Regions from separate parts of the Homo sapiens genome. Here region 2 is linked to region 1. Evidence: read pairs that join two places in POLR2A ChIA-PET (ENCODE). Cell type or tissue: Caco-2. All regions are shown on one strand. Links, peaks and the distances in the headings refer to the core of each region. The heading gives the core; the rest is flanking DNA.

Region 1 (6,009 bases), core at 2,826-5,325:
ACACCAAATTATAAATGTTCTAGCCTCATTCCTGGGTCTACTTTGTATCTCCTAACCTCATTTTTTCATTTTACTTTCTCATCTACCTGTTATCCTATTATATTTCATATGTAACCATAAACCACCTTATTGCCTTTTTGTAAAAAGGTTTATTTGGAATCAATCACTGGTACCCAAATAAATAAAATTAAAACGTTTTGGAGAACTCCAAACTCACTTTAATATGAGATAAGCCAAGCAAATGAAGAGAAATAATGGTTGTAACCAGTCCCTGGTAATACAAGCAGTGGCAAACCTTGTTGATCAATTCCAACATATAAACAAGAAAACATAAATGTCAGGAGCTACAAACTTTAGTATTCAGAGGCGGACCTATGTATAATGGAGCCAATAAGACCAAATTGACCTTTCAGGTGTTTCCTTGCTATCTCCCACCCCCGCTCCTCATTTACCTCAAGACACAATGGTTTTTGCAAACGATTATTAAATTGCCTAGTAAGTCATAAAATTATTCAGTTTTTCAGAGACTTACTAGCCTCACTCAAGGAATTACATCTGCTTCTCAAGGGTAGGCTGTGGCAGATTTTTCATATTAACACCTGACATGTAGTTGAAGCCAAAAAAGAAATACTTGTTGATGAAATGACACAATGCTACTTTAAATGTAGACTGAACTGAAATGAACTCCTGTGCAATGCTGCACTAAAGCAGCTCCTCTGTGAGTCCAGGTGGTACTTCCAGATCTTAGCAGTTCTACTTAGAACACTGAACTAGCCTTGTTAATCACTTAAAAGTCTCACATATGAACGAACATCTAAACTCCCATTAAAGCAAAAATATCATCAATGTCATCTGTCTCCTTAATGGTTCCTGATGTACTGTTTTTATTTATTTGCATCACCGTCCACGAATCAGTTTCATTTTCATGGATGCCTCTAAGATTTTCATGAATCATTTTCTCCTTAGTTTGTATGACAGGCATTGAAACTCCACTATTCAAGAGCTGCTTACTGTTAGGGTAGAGATCAGTTCTATGCACAGTACAGTGTGAGAGTCTCCACTTAGCACTGGTATCTGTAGCACTCTTCCGAGTCCCTTGAGAGAACTGCTGAATTTCCCTTAAAAGAGTCGACTGCAACTTTCTCTGTGGTTTCCTTTGTCTCCGTAAAAATTTATTCTGTGATCTTCTCTGTCTCAGATGATGCTTTGAAGTTTTGATACCTGAGCCACGAAGAAGGTGGTTGCAAATAGACGTTTTTATGCACTCTAGTTTCTTTGGCAAACTTTAAAAGACAGAGAGAGGAAAAATCTGGGCTTAAGATGAGAAAAACATTCTCAAGCACTTTTAATTTACCAACTGAAAAGAAAAATACACAACTTATCTACAAGTCCTATGCCTGTGTACAATCCCAGAACCACATCGAAAAATTTCACCCCAAGTCTGTTTTTTGAGAGCACAAATGCCCTCTGATTGAAGTGTAGACGAATGTGTCCCCATTTTGCTTTCAAACTCTCAAAAGTACAGCCGCCTAGCAATTAGCTGAATGGCGAGATACCCTATACTTTAGTGTCAGAGCTTTTCCCTCATAACTGCTAATCTGTTCATAATGTAATGAGTGGACATGAGGAAACATCACAAATGAAAAAATCTGCCAGTACGTATTAATCCGAATCTGGATAATCAGCTTCATGCTGTGGCAGGAAATGAACAAGGAAAAAGGAATAAAGGCTAAGAGGGGTTTATAAAACAATATGAAGACAGGGCTTCTGGCCCAGATACACAGACAGCCTTAAGCTACCCTAATTATGATTCATATGTCATCTTCAAGTTTGGAAATTCAGAAATCAAACAGCTGATCATTTTAGGTGTTTTGCTTCCACACACGGTACACTGCCACAAGGTTCATCAGTGCCTTGCTGAATTGTTTCACTGTTTGTGATAGATTTTAAAAGACGGGCATGGATATAAAACTTTGAGGAAGCCCATTATAATAAAGTAAATCATGATCTTTGCTTCCATACCATTTTCTTATCTCACTATAAGCAGTGGCTTTTAAGTGGGGAGAAGGTGGGTGTACTTCAGAGTTGAAAGGAAAACAGAGGGCCTGAACTGAGTTCCACATCTAACCCCTTGAGCAAAATCCTCCATTTACCCATCTATGAAATGGGAATAATACTGTCTACCTCACAATGTTATTATGGACATTAAATAAATTATAAAGTTTACTACAAATATATTAATGAAACAGCAAAACAGGGCAATCTATGAAGGAGCACTATATCTGGGGGAGTACTGAGTAATGGTTTAACCAATAAACACCAGTTTGCTACCCTTCTCATTAACTTTTAGTTGTTACCTCTGCCTCATCTACCCTTGATTTTAAACCCAATTTTAAACAGAATGCTTCTCTCCATCTCAGGCTGCGTCTCCAGCCATAGGATACATCACTTTTAGATTATTACAGACCTTTAGAGGAGCCATCTCAATGTAAAAACCCCTCAAGCACTTTATCCCTCAGGAATATTCAACCACTTTCCCCATAGCTTTTAATCAAAATGTGTTACAAAACCCTCACTGTATACTTTTTTTTTTCTAAAACAGGAATATATTTTATGCAAATTTTAAAAGAAAATTTAACAAATTTTCAATACGTGGTTCATCCCCAGGAATGAACTTTAAATCCCTGAATAGCTCTAAACTATGGATAAGAAATTATGGGGCATGCACAGGATATTTGTTAAAGAATACAATAAAAAACAGGTCAGAATAATTGCCTCTGTGAAGGTGGAATAGGCTCTTAATACATATTTGTGTCTGAAATCATTACCGTTAAGCCCTGAAGTGTCTAATGTCTAAATTCATGTAATACTTCATGCAATACTGGTTCACAAGCAAAGATAAGCACCCTTAAACAGTTGTGAATATAAAAATCACAGAAAAGAAATATAGATAGAGTCCAGCTGCTACAAACAGTAGCAAGTAGCAACAGTACAACACCCCAGCAGTCTTGTGTGGGCCTCATGGAAGGCAGGCACCTTCTGCTTCTGCTCTCATGCCCTTATCCCACTGCACTGCACTGAAGCTGTCTGCAGAAGGGCTGCCTTTCCCAGAAGACCCTGAGCTCCCTGAAGACCAAGTCACGTCTTTATGCAGTTGTATCCTCAGGCTCAGCACACTAGACACTCTTAATGGTTCCTGAATGAGCTGATGGAAATGATGAAGAGCATAACGGGGACTGAAGTCCAATTAACTTGTTTATCTTCTTCCTCCAATGATACAGCTTTGCTCTTACAATAAAAGCAGCAAATGCAATTGCAGTTTGAGTACATCCCAATTTAGCCCCGCTGCGGCTGCTGGACATCACATTTTAAAGAAAAGTGACCTGAATACTTTTACTCATAACAACAACAGAAAAAGTAAAGTAACATAATTTTTGCAATATACCTACCTAGTACCTTGAGCTTCCAGATGTTTAAGCCGGTTGCTTTTAAGAAGTTTGTTACCCAGAAAAATGGCCTGAGCCTTGAGTTTTTTGCTCCTGCACCATACAACTGCCATCTGGATTTCTTCAGAAAGTTGTGTGAAGGACTCAGCCTCTCGGAATCTTTGCACAAAACTTTTGGCATGAGGAGTTCCTATCACTTTCTGAGAAGAATACTTGGTTGTCTTTAGTCTGGATTGAGAACATTTAAAATCAAAACTGGTCTCCTGAAACGTGGAAAGATGAGAAAAATATATTGGACATGTTACTGACTTGTAATTATATGACAACAAGGAAAGCTAGCTCACAATCAAAATTTAAAAATTAGAATTATCAGTCCCTAAATGCTTGAAGTGATGGATACCCCATTTACCCTGTGGTTATTATGCACTATATGCTTATAACAAAATACGTACCCCATAAATATATATACCTGCTACGTACCCACAAAACCTAAAAATTAAAAAAAAAAAATCAGTCTGTAAGGAAATTTTTTTGCTCACTAAGCTTTCCTTATGTCTTTAAAAACTGAATTTTTCTCCACTGCTCCAAATACAAGTTGTTTTGTTCCCCCTCTGTACCAGGACAGGTCCCATCTGCAGCTGAATTAGATTGACATAGGAAAGTTAACATAAATATCCTAACACACATATCTCACATACACAATAAAAAAACCCCACATGATTAAATACTGGTCAAAGCCTAATTGCAGAGGGTTGGGGGATCACTGAAAGGCCCCTCTTCGCTACACCACCAGATTATCACGACTTGTTTTTCACTTATTTCCGTATCCTGGGCAAACCTCCTCAATTTAGAAATGTTTCTGAAAACAGGGAAGATATGGGGCCCTGCAGAGTGCCCAGCAGAATAAGCCCATTAATCAGTTAATGCCTGCTGAATATCTATTAAAAATGCTCAATTGAGCAACACTTCCAATTCTACTTCAACCATCTTCTGACAAGGCACCTTTACTTCTTCAACCCCTTCTTTCTATATCAAGTCACATTTGGATTTTACTAACGTTTACTATTTCTTTATGAAAATATGCTGCCTACGAGATGATCTGCTCTTTCATTCAAAGCTTACCTTCTTCCAAATTTCTTACACTCAAAAGGAACTTTAAAAAAAAGTAGAAAATATAAAAGTAATGACCCAGGTCAATAGTTTATGTTTGGTGATCAATAGAAGTAGTTTGCTTTAAAGCTAAGCAAGTTAGTGCTATTTGCTAAAAATATAGTAGCAGTTAGTTTTGAGTAAGAGGGATGCTGACCCACCAACTTCAAAGCCAGCTCACCTACAAACAGGTGCACAGGCTGCAGAAGTTTCAAGGTTCACAAAGCACCATAGTTCTTGAGATACAGTTGAAAAACTGTTCTGGGGACTGGTGAATAGTAAAGAAGAAAGACTATGAAACCATACTGCCTGCATTCAAATCGCAGCTCTACCATTTATTCACTATGTGGCCTGGCAGTTTCTTGGCCTTTCTATGCCTCAGTTTCCTCATCTGAAATATGAAAACAGTAATAAGCATGCCCACCTCACAGAGCTTTTGTGATATAATTACATGACTTCATGCATATAAAAGCACTTAGAACAATGCCTGGCACAGAAAGTATTACTCCTCACTCTGAATTCATAAATTGGACAGAACATCAATGGAAGCTGGAGTCCTTAAGTTCAAGAAAATATGTTTAAGAATTCTTAAATAAAAGAAGTAAACTAACCCATGAAAAATACCAGAAGTAGACATTTTGCAAAGACAGGGTTAAAAAAAAAAAAAAGTCAAGTTACTGAGTAAAACAGTAATGCCGATGTACTTATATGCTGTTAGGTCCAGAACAAACAGAATTTACAGACATTAATCAATCATGTTAAAACTTGAACCTCAACAGGAGTAAAGGAATAGCTTCATGACAAAATGATGAGGATGATGACCAAAATGACCGTAGCTAATAACATCTAACTCCAATTAAATGCTTACCATACTCCAGACTACCGAACGCTTTACATGCATTAAAACTAGCACAACCCTATGAGGCACATATTACTATTACAAAATAGAGGTACGGAGAGATCAGGAAACTCACAGAAGGTCACACAGCTAGTACCAAAGCCAGGATTCAAACCAACTGTCTGACTGCAAAGCCTATACTCTTAAGCTGCAGTACAATCCATACTTAACAACAGATCTTACGGTTACTTTAAAATTCTAGAGAAACTCCTACTAAAATATTTCTGAAGGTACTCTATTAACTGAATTAACTAGATGTATTAAAAATCCCTTGCCTCTATTCATTCAGAAGCACACACTGACAACTAAGAAGGCACTAAGCTTAGAGCTGGGGATAAAATGAAAAGATTCAATCTCTGCCCTTGGTAAGAAGCATCCTCTACAAATTAGCAGAAATCATAAGCTAAATTTAATGAAGCCAGACAAACCTGAGTAGCTTTGTGTTTCAGCTGGTTGCAGAAAGCCCTCACATCAAATTCTGATGACTCTTCTGTGGAGGTGGAAAAATTGCAGATA
Region 2 (16,904 bases), core at 1,233-3,732, 360 kb before region 1:
CTGGCTAATAAAGTGTGTCTGTAGAAAAATTTGGCCAGCGTCAGTACTGAGATCAATGTTAGTATATGTTCTTAGGTCCTCCACAAAGGTGCCCCTGAAACAAAGCTGAGTTTTCATCCTTTTCTTATTTATCTTATTTTATTACAGTTCGCGGGCTTAGTGGTATATTGTTTCATTCCCTCCACCAAACAAGTCACCATATGATTTTTCTTAGATCAACCTGGTCCTGTTGATAGTTCCAGTAAGGGTCATTGCTAGTCACGGATGTGGCCCCCACAGTGTATCGTTCAGGATCCCCAGCAGACAAGCTGTAAGCATAAGCCTGGGTGCTTTTTCTTTACTCTTTTTTTTTGAGACAGAGCCTCGCTCTGTCCCCCAGGCTGGAGTGCAGTGGTATGATCTCGGCTCACTGCAACCTCTGCTCCCGGGTTCACACCATTCTCCTGCCTCAGCCTCCCGAGTAGCTGGGACTACAGGCGCCCGCCACCACACCCAGCTAATTTTTTTTTGTATTTTTAGTAGAGACGGGGTTTCACCATGTTAGCCAGGATGGTCTCGATCTACTGACCTCGTGATCTGCCCACCTCCACCTCCCAAAGTGCTGGGATTACAGGCATGAGCCACCACGCCTGGCCCTCTTGATCCCTGTTTTTTCAGGATCTTATTAGGCCATAGCTTCCGAAGCTATTTCAAGCTTCATTTTGCTAGTCATGTGAAACTGCTGCTTGGAATTTTCTAATCTCCTCCAACCACCCTGTATTATTCCTTTCTCACAGGGATGTTCTGAGAAAGCGTAACCCCCAAAAGAAACACTTAGTATTGTCCATGAAATGTCAACAAAGTCACATGTTTAATCCAAAATTGAAGGAAACTGTGTACTTTAAAAATAAAAGTTACCTAATGGGATAATGGTCAAAGCTCTTGAGAACAGTTGTTAATATTCTTTCTTTATGCATTTATTTTTAATTACTTAGAGTTTGCTGGGGAAACCTTGTAGGCACCTTTTTGTCCCTGTAGCAGGTTGCTTAATTAAGAAAATGTCCATCTCCTAGCTAGTACAAATTAAAGATCTTGCCCTAGCAGAAATTAAGGAGCTGTGTGAATGGCCCAAAGATTCATTTTAAATCTCCAGAGTGAATGATTTAAAGTTCAATTATTTATTGGTTGTTATTTTATGTAAAAGATGTGAACTTGTGGGCATATGAATTTGCTGCTTGGGGGACTAGTGCTTGGGTCTGGAAGGGGTGGATTTAAAGTCTTTATCATTGGTTATTTAATGCATACAAAAGATTTACATCGATTGGATCTGAAGGAGAACATTCCAATTGTACCTTTCTCCGTGCCCTTAGGTATGGCCAAGAAGATAAAGATGATATAATTTTTTTCTCCTTTTTTTCAATCCTTCTCTCAAATGTTTGGCAAAAATGCAGACTGAGCACCGGGAATGACACAGAACCAAGCAGACTCTCCCCTCTAGAAGTTCACAGCCCATTGGAGAAGATAAATATTATACTCTCCACAGCAGTGCTGCCAACTTTCTCTGCATGTAAAAGTTCAGTGCTGACTATGGCTGCAGCCAGTATGCACAGAGTTCATTTCTGTTGGAGAATTTGCCTCTTCAATTCCTTGAGCAGGCTTTCCACAGAAGGAGGCTTGCCATGGCAGCAACTGTGTGTCACCTATAAGATCTTGCTTGGTATGTCCTTTTGGCTGTGGAGTCCCCTAGAGTCCCAGATACTCTTGTCTGGCAGACAAGTGTTGTATCTCATTTTCCCAGTCCCAATTTCGGCCCGGCACCTGTCCTGCTAGGATTGCCCTATCCTTTAGTGGTCGGTTCACTGTACTGACCTTGCATGGCAGGTCTTGACCACATCACTCAGAATATCACCTTACATCAGAAAGTGTGAACCAACAGGATGGCAGCTCATTCATTCGACAAATATTTACTCAATGCAAGGCACTATTCTACTCACTAGGGATACATAAATGAACATTCCCTGACTCCCGGGAGCTTACATTACAACGGTGGGAAACAGACAATAAAAATAAAAACAAAATACCTAAGCCTACATACGTACTTGAAAGAGTTTTTTTTGTTGTTTTTTTGTTTTTTGTTTTTTAAAGGGAGGGAGTAAATGTTGATGAAGGGGAAGAGGCCATTTTAGATACCCTTATCCAAAGAAAAGGATTTTAAGTGAGAATGGAAAGCAAGTCACTCAAGTATTGGGGGAGGGGAAGAACATTCAGAGTAGAGGGAATGGTGAGTGCACAGGCACTGACACCCGGGCTATTTCACAAGCTTGTTCCAGAAGAGCAATGTTGGCCGATTTTAAGCAAGGATGTGGCAAAGCTTGATATGTGACTTAACAGGAATGCTAGGAATGCTGCCTGGAGAATAGAGTGTGGCTGCAAGAATGACAACAGTTAACCAACTGGTGAGGAAGATAATGTAGTGGTACAAGTGAAAGGTGCAGTCTATTGAACCAGCGTGCTAGAAGCACGGTAAGTGCAGAAAAGTCACTCGATGTGGTATATATTTTGAAAACAGAGCTGACAGAAGCAGTTTGGGGCAGAAAGAATCAAATGTTTTGTTTGAAATTCCCATCAGACACTCTGATACAGATGTCAAGCAAGCAGTTAGATACATGAGTCTGGACTTCGAGGAGGACTGAGGCTGGAATTATAAATTCGAGAGGCTATTTAAAGCAAGCTTGCCCAACCCGTGGCCCATGGGCTGCATGCAGCCCAGGGTGGCTTTCAATGTAGCCCAACACAATTTGTAAACTTTCTTAAAACATAGAGATTTTTTTTTACTTTTTTTTTTTTTTTTTTAGCTTATCAGCTATCGTTAGTGTATTTTATATGTAGCCCAAGACAATTCCTCTTCTTCCAGTGTGGCCCAGAGAAGCCAAAAGATTGGACACCCCTGATTTAAAGCCTAAGGCTAGAAGAAATTACTTAGGGACTGGTAGAGGAAGAAAAAGAGTAAAGGACATGAAAGAGGAACAGCTAGTGTGATGGGGGAAAGGCAGGAGCACGCAGTGTTTTCAGTAGCCGGCAGCTGGGACCATGTTACTTCTTTGGCCGTTTCTCCACAGGTCCTTGCTACATGTGTCCAGATTCAGCTTATTCATCAGTGTCCAGGCCCTGCATCACCTCCTCCACAGGGTTTCCCGATGCTCCAACCCAGATGGCTCTCTCTTCTCTGAGAAGCAATTCTGTAGAGCATCACTCCTCTGATCTTTTTGTACTTCACGCATAAGTTCGTGTTCTCCTAAGCAGATCTTTAGCTTCTAAGAACATGGATTAGTGTTACATTATTTTGCATCCTTCTTATCATTCTGGTATATAGTAAAGGTGCAAAAATTTTAAGTGCATGTCAATCAAATACATTTAAAAACAAAGACGGAAAAATCCCAGAAGGCAACCCAACTATGAACTATCACTTTAAAGAAGGAAAGAAAAGAAGAAAAAAACTCGACACTGCTATTGAGCCAGGGAGTCTCTTTAGCCTCTATGTACTAAATAATAAGAGTAGAAACAGAAGACATATCACTGTAAATCATCAAAATTAAACCTCTTTTTTTTTTTTTTTTGAGAAGGAGTCTCACTCTGTCACCTAGGCTGGAGCAGTGGCGCTATCTCATCTCACTGATACCTCTACCTCCTGGGTTCAAGTGATTCTCCTGCCTTAGCCTCCCAAGTAGCTGGGATTACAGGCATGTGCCACCACGCCTGGCTAAATTTTTTTGTATTTTTAGTAGAGATGGGGTTTCACCATGTTGGTCAGGCTGGTCTCGAACTTCTGACCTCAGGTGACCCACCTGCCTCGGCCTCCCAAAGTGCTGGGATTACAGATGTGAGCCACTGTGCCCAGCCTACATTCACACCGTGTGCAACCATCACCACTATCCATCTCTAGAACTTTTCCATTATCTCAAACTGAAACTTGTGACCCACTAAACAATAACTTCCTGTTCTCCCTTTTCCTTAGCCTCTGGTAACCACTATTCTGCTTTCTGTTTCTTTGAATTTGACTGCGAATAGTTATTTTTAATGAATGAAATGTGCCTACCACAATGCTAATACTCAGTTAATGGTGGAGGAAATAATACCTGCACAAGAGCAGTCATAAACTCTTAACATCCAGCCTAAGGCAAAAGTCTATCAAAACAACATAGATGGCATGCATCTGTAGTTCCAGCCACAAGGGACGCTGAAGTGGAAGGATCGCTTGAGCCCAAGAGTTTGAGGCTGTAGTGAGTTAGGATCACACCACTGCATTCCAGGGTCAGAAGGAACTCAAGGGTTAGACAAAAGTGCTAAGCATCTAACACAAACAGAAATTACTGAAAAACAGGAGATTTACCTGTTAAGTATTAAGTATTACCATGCCAATTTGTCATGAAATCAGAAGCCAGGGCAATATGTTCCAGTTGGTCTTCCAGCCAACAGACTCATCCTCTCTAATCCATCCTCCAGTGGCCATCACTATAATTTTCCTAAAATATCAGTGTTTCATTCCTGTGGCAAATTCCTCAACAGTTTTCTTATTGCCCTCAAGTTACATTTCAGCATCTTAATGAGGCTCACAAGCCCTCCCACGGTCTATTTCACTTGTATCTTGTTGGCTTCCCTACACTCTTGCATGACTACTCTTCAGACCAGCTCTCTCACCAATCCTAGGATACCTCCTCTCTCATATCTTGGCATTCATGGTTATAATATTCCTTCCATCTGGAAAGCTCCTCCCTCTTCACTCTGGATCTGCCTGTTAATTTTTATTTACCCTTCAAGACTCTACTCAAATGTCATGTCATAACACTTAGAATAATTTTCTGGCTTCTCCCTGACCAAACTGAATTTGGTGCCCCTCTCTATACCTCTATAAGAACCTGTGGGTTTCACTTTTTAATGTGTATCATTTCTAGTCTGTTCCTCTACTCTAAATGTTAAGCAATTTGAAGGTAAGGACTGTGTCCTCACCATCTAGCACAGTTTGATTAGCAGATGGTAAACTCCCAATTACAATTCATTGAATGAGTGAATGGTATAACAAATACATGCAAACTCATAAGCTTTGTATTCAAGGCAGCATTTCAGAGTAAGCAGAGAACTGTTTTCTAGTTTAGTCAGAAAAGGAAACTCAGTGATTAAGCAAACATTGATAACTGTTAAATATAAATGTGAGAATCTCTGACTATGCCTAGGTATTTGTATTTTATTTCTTTAAACTCACCCAAAGTTCAGCATTACTTAAATATATTACATTTATATTTATATCTATATCTATCTACACATACAACAAATATATGTGTTTACAGATATACACATATCTGTAAATATGTATATATACATATAATCTAAACACACAAGCAAATATATATATATTTGTGTGTGCAGATAGAAATATACACAGATACATATATATATATATATATATACACACACATATCTGTAAATTGCTGTACCTATAAGGTTCACACTTAGTGTTGCTATTATCTCATTCTTGCAAGGAATAGTTTTTCTTCTCATTGAATACAATGATATATTTTTTACTCCATGGCCCTTTCAAATATGTGCCAAGTAACCAGTCAGATACTGTGAAATGACGTAGTGTGATTTCTGAGCATAGGTCATAAAAGCCACTGTGACTTCTGTTTTTCCCTTCTTGGATAACTTGCTCTGAGGGAAGCTAACTGCCATCCTGTGAAAACACTCAAGTAGCTCCTTGGAGAGCTCCATGTGTTAAGGAAATGAGGCTTCCTGGCAACAGCCAGCACTGACTTGTCTGCCTCATGAGTGGGCCATCTCAGAAGCACATTCTCTAGCTCCATTCCAGGCTTCGGGTAACTACAGCCCTAATGAACTTCTCAACTGCAACCTCATGAGAGACCCCAAGACAGAACCACTCAGTTATGCTGCGCCCAAATTCTTGACTTACAGAAACTATGTGAAATAATAAATGTCTATTGCTGCTTTAAGTTTGGGGGTAGTTTATTATGTAGCAATAGATAACTAATATCCTTGATATATACGTTGGGGAAGTTCACACATTTTTAAAAACACAAAGAATGTTTAAAAGCAATTGAAAGTAATAAAAAATTCATAGAATTGACTCCATTGTTGGGTTGCAAAGAAGACATCAACTTGAGTAATCTTTTCATTATTATCCAAACCAGGATTCTGAGAGTGAAAGAGGAACACTTTTAATAATTAAAAGAGAACACCAGGTATAAACTGATATGGTTACAGGAAAACCAGGACATGCAGTCACCCTATATGTCATCTGACCTGAAAAGAGATCGGCCAGAAAAAAGCTGTCACTGGGTGTAACCAGTGAAGAATGGTGTAACCATCTCAGGCTGTGAGAAGCAGCCCAGGACACCGGAGAAGAGGCCTGGGAACTTTTTGGACTAAAATGCAGCATGAAATCAAAAATAAAATCTGGAGAATTGAGTAAAAAAAGATGTTGCTTTCTCAAGTGAGCAGAGAACTTCAGAAAGATAACTCAAGGCTCCCCGGGCCTAGAAGTTCCCTGAGCTGGGACATAGGTAGTGATCCTGGCAGTAACAGTGGAAACCTAATGATGGTCTGAAGTTGGATCCAGCTGAAAGGAGTAATGAGATGCCTACAATGTAATATCTGAATGGAGCTTGCTACCCTGAGATTTCCTCCTGTAAAGAAGTTTTTGAGCTCTAACCACCAGATAAGTATGACACAGAAGACGCCCTGGGGAAGTTCAAGAAGAATGCATGGCTTCAGGGCTGTGATCATCAGGAGAAAACCACTTGGGGGTTTGAGTGTGGGCTGCACAGATTTACTGGAATTATGAAGCATGCTAGACACACCTCACAGGGCATATTGAATAGTGAACATTCCCATATATGAACGGAGAGCAGAGCCACAGAACCTTTGCTTCCAGTTGAACAGCAGCTTAGTAGCATGATTTGGAAATTGGGAAGCAGTGATTCCATTAATTAAGGGTTTTAATAACTTGGTTATTAAAAAGTTTGCCTGGGTCTAAACTTGGAATAAGATGGAAAGAATTTGTTTTTACCATGTTGGGCCTAAATTAACCTGGCTACACAAAGAGTTGCTTTTTTTAAGAAAAAAAAAAAGGCAGAAAGAAGAAAGAAGATGTGGTTTAAATTTTATTTTAAGAACAAAATAGCTTATTTTATATATATACACACATACACATATATACATATATACACATATATACATATATACACATATATACATATATACATATATACATACATTCTCACACATATATGTGTATGTACACATATGTACATGTATGTGTATATATATGTATGTATGTTTTTTTGAGACAGAGTTTCGTTCTTGTTGCCCAGGCTGGAGGACAGTGGTGCGACCTCGGCTCACTGCAATGTCTGCCTCCCAGGTTCAAGCAATTCTCCTGCCTCGTCTTCCCAGGTAGCTGGGATTACAGGCACGAGACACCATGCCTAGCTATTTTTTTTTTTTTTTGTATTTTTAGTAGAGGCATGGTTTCACCATGTTGGTCTCGAACTCCTGACCTCAGGTGATCCACCTGTCTCAGCCTCCCAAAGTGCTGGGATTACAAGCATGAGCCACCACACCTGACGCTTATTTTATTTTTTAAAAATTGTAGCTTTAATTTTATTTGTAATTTATTAGTGTCTCAAAATAGATGACCATTAAAACATGACGTATGTACACCTATACATGGTGAGCAAGTATATCTGAATTATTGAGATTTTTGTACGAGTGATTATGGTAGAAATAGAGCATAAAACAATGTCTTAAATCCAGAGGTTATTTTTGAGTTTTTAAACAAATATTTTATTATGTGCAAGTGAATAATATCCACCCAATTTATTGATATGACAGAGGTACTTGGGGAAATATTTGAAACTGTTTTACACATATTCAGAACTTGATAAACTGATGATTTAAAGAACCAATTTATCTCCTGTTTTTCAATTACAACACAGCCAGTTAAATGTTCACTCGACTATTCAAATTCAACTTACTTCTGTGAAAAGAATAACCCAGTTGCTTTTCTTTCTCCTTTTTCTCTACTGTGCTTTCCAGCATCCTTTCAGCTATACTTTCACATGCCCAAATATTAGAGAATATTTCAGCTTACTATAAGGAAGATGTTCTATAAGAGCTATTTAGAGAAGGGGAGAGATGCTTGGGGAGGCAGAAAGCACCCTGTTGGAGAAGGTGTTAAATTAAAGTGGGAGGAGGGATCCTTAACAGAGAACTTAAGCATTAGGTGCCTTTTATAAAATGTATGAACTCAGATGTTGGTCGTAAATATACAACCTTTGGGGCAAGGCGGCAAGGTAAAGTGTTTGAAGAACGGGTTCTGAGGTATCGTCCTCTGTGGGAGTTCTTCAGTTACTTGTTCATCATTAGGAGAAAGGGCTTAGCCTCTGGCTGCCTTCCTTGGTTACATAAGCCTTTCATCCCTGAGGGCCCAACCCTAAGGCACTGGTTGCTTATTTGAATGAAGAGCATTTTAAATTCTAGACTTTGAATCTGTTAAAAGCTTATCTGGTTGGCTTGGTATCATTTTCTTCTATGTTGGTAAATTCATGCCAGACACATTTATTTAACACAATGACTTTTATGTGAGGCAATAGGACAAAGTCTTCAGCTACCCATCTTGTTCCTACTTCATTAGTTCTCCCTGCCTTGGGAATGAGTAGCCTACCCTCATCTTTGCCCCTGGCTCCAAACACATCCAGCGCAAACACTGAGAACTGTTCTGTGGGACATACCAAGACAGTGTCTCATGCTCTCTGGAGGTCATCATAGAAATCTGATGTAGACTACAAATATGTAGATAATTCTCTTTGTGTTTGTCATCCAGACACCCTGTGAAGGCTGGCAAAAACTGTTCTTATTCTCCAAATATTCACTGGCGTGTATTTGTGTAGTAAAATTATGTTTCGGGTTTGGAAATTTTTTTTTAAAATGAACATCTGTTATTCTCTTTCAGTGGAGAGGTTCTCCACACAGCTGAGCAGGGCAACTTGGCTTCGTCCACCATCTATGTAAAGTCACAAATGGAGATTGTCACCCGGCAGCTTTTTGTTGATTGGCTGACCAGCTGCCGCACATCTCCCACAGCTGGTTTGGCTCTGAAAGGCTCATGGGAGAAGAGACAGTCAGGGTCAGCTTGTTCTGTGCACACAGCTCACGGGAGCTCCAGGAGCAGGGATAGATGTTTTGATCAGCCATTACTGAATGCTAAAGTCATAGGCCTGAGTGGGTGTGAGGGAGGGAGAGGGGTTTGGTATGTGCATTTTAGGATGTTGAATCATAGCAGCTTAGTTTTTAGAGCAATCATTTTTACCTCCTGGTGTCTCTCTTCCCTATTTCTGTGATATTAAATTATAGAGAATGTAACCTGTGCTAAGGTAAATGTACTAAAAAAAAAACTGCTTTAGTTTTTCCAAAGAAATAAGATCTTTGGGTCCATTTTATAAGTCCCATATTATTTTGAGAAGGAAGTTTGTGTTCAATATGTCTCAGTACTCCTGAATACAAAAATACTTCAGGTTCCATAGACCACTCCAACTGTGAGCTTCTAGACCCTGGATTTCAAGAGGGCCAAAATACACGGTTAAAAGCACTCTTTCCAAATTCTTCAGCAAAATTATATTGATAGTCATAACAATACATCCTATATGCAGTTGTAGATTACTCTTCCTGACTCAAGGCACACTATTTCTGATTCACAGCTCTAGCGAAGTTATTGTCTTCTTCAATTTCCTCCAATGGCTCACAGCTGTCAAAAGTACAGGTCACACTCTTTAGCTCAGCATTCAAGGTCCTCTATGTTTTGATCCTCTGATCCCAAACTATTTGTCCAAACTCGTTGCCGACTACTGCCGTTAATGCCTCTTTCAATCCAACCAAATGCATTACATACTGTTTTGTTACTGTTGTTGCCCCTCATTCTCCCACTTCTGCACCTTTGCATGTTCTGTTCCCTGATCTCCTCAAGTCCAAATGCCCCCTAATTGTCTAGATCCAGTTCAAATGCATCTGCTCCATAAAGTCTTCCCTGAGCCCTCTCCAACTGGACCAATCTCTGTCTCCTCCAAATATCAAATCCCTCTGCCCAACCCTCTCTCAAAGCACCTATTAGTACTTTCTGTCTGGAGTTATGTAAATAGCTCATAGTGCCAGCTGTCCTACCTTCCTCCAGCAGGGGCAGGCAGAACCTATGTCTAGTTTACCTTTCTACTTTTCTTAGCGCCTTACGAATAGCGCGTGCTTGATATATTTTTGTTACAAATATAGCAATTAATATTTGTAGATAACTTCAGAATTTACAAAGTGGGTTCACATTCATTACTTCACTAAATTTTCAAAAGTGAAAGTAGAAAGAACATGATTTTTAAATTACAAATAAGGAGAAGAGAAAGGCAACTAACTTTTAATCAGAATTAACTTTTACTTATTTATCAAACTATTATTTATATCATTATTAATGTCTGCCTCTTCTGCCATATTGTTAAACTCCATGAAAACAAGAACCATGCCTATTTTTTCACTGTTATATTTCTATTGCTCAGCACATTGCCAAACATGGTGTTAAAAAGACAAACATTGTTGAATGAATAAATGAGTGAATACCATCAGCCAAGCTGTGGGTTCAGTGTACTATATTTACTGTTTTACTCTCACAGCCAATATTATCTTCATTTAACAGCCAAGGAAATGTAGTCTCCAGGGCACACAATGCTTATGTTTGTAGCTGGAATTGAAACCCTTATAAAACCCTTCAACTGGTATTACTTTATCGAAACCCTTATTAAACCCTGTTTATATGATTATATTATACGATTATAGATAGCATGTGGTTTTCCATCACACAATCAGCCTCCCATGAGGTAGGTGCCTTTAAGTTGTTTTTCTTTTGTTGATGTTATTGTTGTTGTTTACCCCAATTGCTTTCTAATTCCATTTTTAAAAAGAATTGTTCAGAATTACTGTAACTTGACTTAAATATTTATCTTTGTAAGTTACAGACACCAGAGTTAAAAATAGTGGAAAAGGTGTTAGTCACTATTGCCAAGTCCAATAGTATCATTGTGTGAGGGTAGTTGGGGGTGCATTCTTGGAAGAGAGGGGATAATTTTCTAAAGATTTCTCTACCTCTACTGTATTTCCCTACTTTCCTCTAAAATAACTTTTTTATCTAAGAGCAAATAATAAATTCTCATCTCAATTTATTTTGTGCTAAGTCATCCAGAGGAATATTCATAGTTACATTTTGGTGATTCTCTTTGAAGAGAGGAAATGAATATGTGCTGAGTGACCTCTTTGTCAGGCCAGAACTTTTTTTTTTTTTTTTTTTGAAATGAAGGCTCACTCTGTCACCCAGGCTGGAGTGCAGTGGTGCTATCTCAGCTCACTGCAACCTCTGCCTCCTGGGTTCAAGTGATTCTCCTGCCTCAGCCTCCTGAGTAGTTGGGATTACAGGCGGCTGTCACCATGCCTGGCTAATGTTTGTATTTTTAGTAGAGATGGGGTTTCACCATGTTGGCCAGGCTGGTCTCAAACTCCTGACCTCAAGTGATCTGCCCGCCTTGGCCTCCCAAAGTGCTGGGATTACAGGTGTGAGCCACCACACCCATCCCAATGCCAGAACTTTTAGGTGAATAACCTGATAAAGTAAATATTATTATCACTGATATATTATTTATTTATTTATATATTTATTTAATTTTTTATAATTTCAACTTTTATTTTAGATTCAGGGAGTACAAATGAAGATTTGTTACATGGGTACATTGCATGATGCTGAGGTTTGGGGTACCACTGATCCTATCACTCAGCTAGTGAGCATAGTACCTAATAGTTTTTCAAGATTTCTTCCTTTCTCCCTCCCTCTCCACTCTAGTGTCCCCAGTGTCTATTGTTCCCATCTTTGTGTCCGTGTATACTCAATGCTTAGCTTCCATTTATAAGCGAGAACACGCAGTGCTTGGTTTTCTGTTCCCGTGTTAATTCACTTAGGATAATAATCTCCAGCTGCATCTATGTTGCTGAAAAGGACAAGATTTTGTTCTTCTTTATGGCTGTGTAGTGTTCCATAGTGTATATATACCACATTTTCTTTATCCAACCTACTGTCAGTGGGCACCTAGGTTGAGTCTATGTCTTTGCTATAGCGAATAGTATACAAGTATATGTGTCTTTTTGGTAGAATGATTTATTTTCCTTTGCGTATTTACCCAGTAATGGGATTGCTTGTTCGAAAGGTAGTTCTGTTTTAAGTTCTTTGAGAAATCTCTAAATGGCTTTCCACAGTGATTGAACTGATTTACATTCCCACCAACAACATATAATGGTCCCTTTTTCTCCTCAGCCCCACCAGCATCTGCTGTTTTCTGACTTTTTAATAATCGCCATTCTGACTGATGGGAGATGGTGTCTTATTGCGGTTTTAATTTGCATTTCCTTGATGGTTAATGATGTTGAGAATTTTTTCATATGTGTTTTGGCTGCTTGTATGTCTTCGTTTGAGAAGCATCCATGTCTTTTGTCTATTTTTTAATGGGATTGTTATTTGCTTGTTTGAATTGTTAAAGTTACTTACAGATTCTGGACATTAGACCTTTGCCAGATGCATAGTTTGCAAATATTTTCTACCGGTCTGTTTACTCTGTTGATAGTTTCTTTTGCTGTGCAGAAACTCTTTAGTTTAATTAGGCCTCACTTGTCAATTTTTGGTTTTGTTGCAATTGCTTTTGAGGACTTAGTCATACATCCTTTCCCAAGATCAAAGTCCAGAATGATATTTCCTAGGTTTTCTTCTAGTATTCTTAGAGTTTGAGGTGTTACATTTGAGTCTTCACTTGATCTTAAGTTAATTTTGTATATGGTGAAAAGTAGTAATCCAGTTTCATTCTTCTTTGTATGGCTACCCAGCTATCCCAGTGCCATTTATTGAATAGGCAGTCCTTCCCTCATGGCTTATTTTTGTTGACTTTGTCAAAGATCAGATGGCTATAGGAGTGTAGCTTTATTTCTGAATTATCTATTCTGTTCCATAGGTCTATGTGTCTGTTTTTGTACCAGTACCATGATGTTTCGTTTACTCTAGCCCTATAGTGTATTTGAAATCAGGTAATATGATACTTCCAGCTTTGTTCTTTTTGCTTAGGACTTCTTTGGCTATTCAGGCTCTTTTTTGGTTCCATATGAATTTTAGAATAGTTTTTTCTAGTTCTGCGAAAAGTGACAGAGGTAGAAAAAACTAGTTCTGGTAGTTTTTGGTAGTTTGATAGGAATAGCATTGAATCTGTAGATAGCTTTTGACAGTATGGCCATTTTAATGGTATTGATTCTTCCAATTCATGAACCTGGAACATTTTTTCATTTGTTTGTGTCATCTATGATTACTTTGAGCAGTGTTTTGTAGTTCTCCTTTTCGAGATTTTTCACCTCCTTGGTTAGATGTATTCCTAGGTATTTTATTCTTTTTGTGGTTATTCTGAATGGGATTCAATTCTTGATTTGGCTCTTTGCTTGAACGTTATTTGTGAATAGAAGCGCTACTGATTTTTATATATTGACTTTTGTATCCTAAAATTTTACTGAAGTCATTTGTCAGTTCCAGGAGCATTTTTGGCAGAGTCTTTAGGGTTTTCTAGGTATGGAATCATAGAATCAGTGAAGATAGATAGTTTGACTTCTTTTCTTATTTGGATGCCTTTTATTTTTCCTCTAGCCTGACTGTTCTGGCTAGGACTTCCAGTCCTATGTTGAATAGGAGTGGGGAGAGTGGGCACCCTTGTCTTGTACCATTTCTCAAGGGGAATGTTTCCAGCTTTCTGCCCATTCAGTATGATGTTGGCTATGGATTTGTCATAGATAGCTCTTATTTTTTTTTTTTCCAAGGGTTTTAAGAGCAAAGTGTCAGGAATCAGGAGCAGAGACCAAATATATATTTATCACAAAACCCTTGAATTATTGTATTGAGTACTTAGTGTGGAATACCTGGTCTATATGTCTTTCTCCTTTTTGAAAAGGTCAAAAGGCAATTGTTGAATCCTCAGCACCTGATACTAAGATGGCAGATAGTAGATGTGCACTAAATGTTTATTGGATTGATTACCTGCCCCACCTACTTTCTCTTTCTGAAATACCCTTGCTTCCTTTTTTTTTTTCTTTTTTTTTTTTTTATTATTATTATACTTTAAGTTTTAGGGTACATGTGCACATTGTGCAGGTTAGTTACATATGTATACATGTGCCATGCTGGTGCGCTGCACCCACCAACTCGTCATCTAGCATTAGGTATATCTCCCAATGCTATCCCTCCCCCCTCTGCCCACCCCACAACAGTCCCCAGAGTGTGATGTTCCCCTTCCTGTGTCCATGTGTTCTCATTGTTCAATTCCCACCTACGAGTGAGAATATGCGGTGTTTGGTTTTTTGTCCTTGTGATAGTTTACTGAGAATGATGGTTTCCAGCTTCATCCATGTCCCTACAAAGGACATGAACTCAACATTTTTTATGGCTGCATAGAATTCCATGGTGTATATGTGCCACATTTTCTTAATCCAGTCTATCATTGTTGGACATTTGGGTTGGTTCCAAGTCTTTGCTATTGTGAATAATGCTGCAATAAATATACATGTGCATGTGTCTTTATAGCAGCATGATTTATAGTCCTTTGGGTATATACCCAGTAATGGGATGGCTAGGTCAAATGGTATTTCCAGTTCTAGATCCCTGAGGAATCGCCACACTGACTTCCACAATGGTTGAACTAGTTTACAGTCCCACCAACAGTGTAAAAGTGTTCCTATTTCTCCACATCCTCTCCAGCACCTGTTGTTTCCTGACTTTTTAATGATTGCCATTCTAACTGGTGTGAGATGGTATCTCATTGTGGTTTTGATTTGCATTTCTCTGATGGCCAGTGATGATGAGCATTTTTTCATGTGTCTTTTGGCTGCATAAATGTCTTCTTTTGAGAAGTGTCTGTTCATGGCCTTTGCCCACTTTTTGATGGGGTTGTTTGTTTTTTTCTTGTAAATTTGTTTGAGTTCATTGTAGATTCTGGATATTAGCCCTTTGTCAGATGAGTAGGTTGCGAAAATTTTCTCCCATTTTGTAGGTTTCCTGTTCACTCTGATGGTAGTTTCTTTTGCTGTGCAGAAGCTCTTTAGTTTAATTAGATCCCATTTGTCAATTTTGTCTTTTGTTGCCATTGCTTTTGGTGTTTTAGACATGAAGTCCTTGCGCGTGCCTATATCATGAATGGTAATGCCTAGGTTTTCTTCTAGGGTTTTTATGGTTTTAGGTGTAACGTTTAAGTCTTTAATCCATCTTGAATTGATTTTTGTATAAGGTGTAAGGAAGGGATCCAGTTTCAGCTTTCTCCATATGGCTAGCCAGTTTTCCCAGCACCATTTATTAAATAGGGAATCCTTTCCCCATTGCTTGTTTTTCTCAGGTTTGTCAAAGATCAGATAGTTGTAGATACGCAGCGTCATTTCTGAGGGCTCTGTTCTGTTCCATTGATCTATATCTCTGTTTTGGTCCCAGTACCATGCTGTTTTGGTTACTGTAGCCTTGTAGTATAGTTTGAAGTCAGGTAGTGTGATGCCTCCAGCTTTGTTCTTTTGGCTTAGGATTGACTTGGCGATGAGGGCTCTTTTTTGGTTCCATATGAACTTTAAAGTAGTTTTTTCCAATTCTGTGAAGAAAGGCATTGGTAGCTTGATGGGGATGGCATTGAATCTGTAAATTACCTTGGGCAGTATGGCCATTTTCACGATATTGATTCTTCCTACCCATGAGCATGGAATGTTCTTCCATTTGTTTGCATCCTCTTTTATTTCCTTGAGCAGTGGTTTGTAGTTCTCCTTGAAGAGGTCCTTCACATCCCTTGTAAGTTGGATTCCTAGGTATTTTATTCTCTTTGAAGCAATTGTGAATGGGAGTTCACTCATGATTTGGCTCTCTGTTTGTCTGTTGTTGGTGTATAAGAATGCTTGTGATTTTTGTACATTGATTTTGTATCCTGAGACTTTGCTGAAGTTGCTTATGAGCTTAAGGAGATTTTGGGCTGAGACAATGGGGTTTTCTAGATATACAATCATGTCATCTACAAACAGGGACAATTTGACTTCCTCTTTTCCTAATTGAATACCCTTTATTTCCTTCTCCTGCCTAATTGCCCTGGCCAGAACTTCCAACATTACGTTGAATAGGAGTGGTGAGAGAGAGCATCCCTGTCTTGTGCCAGTTTTCAAAGGGAATGCTTCCAGTTTTTGCCCATTCAGTACGATATTGGCTGTGGGTTTGTCATAGATGACTCATTATTTTGAAATACGTCCCATCAATACCTAATTTATTGAGATTTTTTAGCATGAAGGGTTGTTGAATTTTGTCAAAGGCTTTTTCTGCATCTATTGAGATAATCATGTGGTTTTTGTCTTTGCCTCTGTTTATATGCTGGATTACATTTATTGATTTGTGTGTATTGAACCAGCCTTGCATCCCAGGGATGAAGCCCACTTGATCATGGTGGATAAGCTTTTTGATGTGCTGCTGGATTCGTTTTGCCAGTATTTTATTGAGGATTTTTGCATTGATGTTCATCGAGGATATTGGTCTAAAATTCTCTTTTTTTGTGGTGTCTCTGCCTGGCTTTGGTATCAGAATGATGCTGGCCTCATAAAATGAGTTAGGGAGGATTCCCTCTTTTTCTATTGATTGGAATAGTTTCAGAAGGAATGGTAACAGTTCCTCCTTGTACCTCTGGTAGAATTCGGCTGTGAATCCATCTGGTCCTGGACTCTTTTTGGTTGGTAAGCTATTGATTATTGCCACAATTTCAGATCCTGTTATTGGTCTATTCAGAGAT

What was found. ChIA-PET counts read pairs that join two places held together with the same protein. Peaks named below come from ENCODE experiments on the same cell type or tissue, not always from the same donor. Only the 100,000 strongest peaks of a DNase experiment are listed, where the experiment ranks them.
Region 2: POLR2A ChIA-PET joins it to region 1 with 7 read pairs; 15 of 35 experiments call an interaction of 5 or more read pairs at or near these places.

What each region holds. Positions count from the first base shown.
Region 1 is chr3:113,004,722-113,010,730 of GRCh38, forward strand. It overlaps RMP64 (ribonuclease MRP subunit p64), which reads right to left. Exons shown (of 9, transcript NM_015412.4): 7 at 5,922-5,983; 8 at 3,450-3,709; 9 at 1-1,283. The coding sequence ends at 815. Among named protein-coding and RNA genes, the nearest start is that of NEPRO-AS1, 12 kb to the right of the region's middle. In Caco-2, for the core only: no CTCF peak of the experiment used is centred there; no DNase peak of the experiment used is centred there.
Region 2 is chr3:112,644,947-112,661,850 of GRCh38, forward strand. No RefSeq gene overlaps it. Among named protein-coding and RNA genes, the nearest start is that of CCDC80, 12 kb to the left of the region's middle. In Caco-2, for the core only: no CTCF peak of the experiment used is centred there; a DNase peak (open chromatin) is centred at 2,335.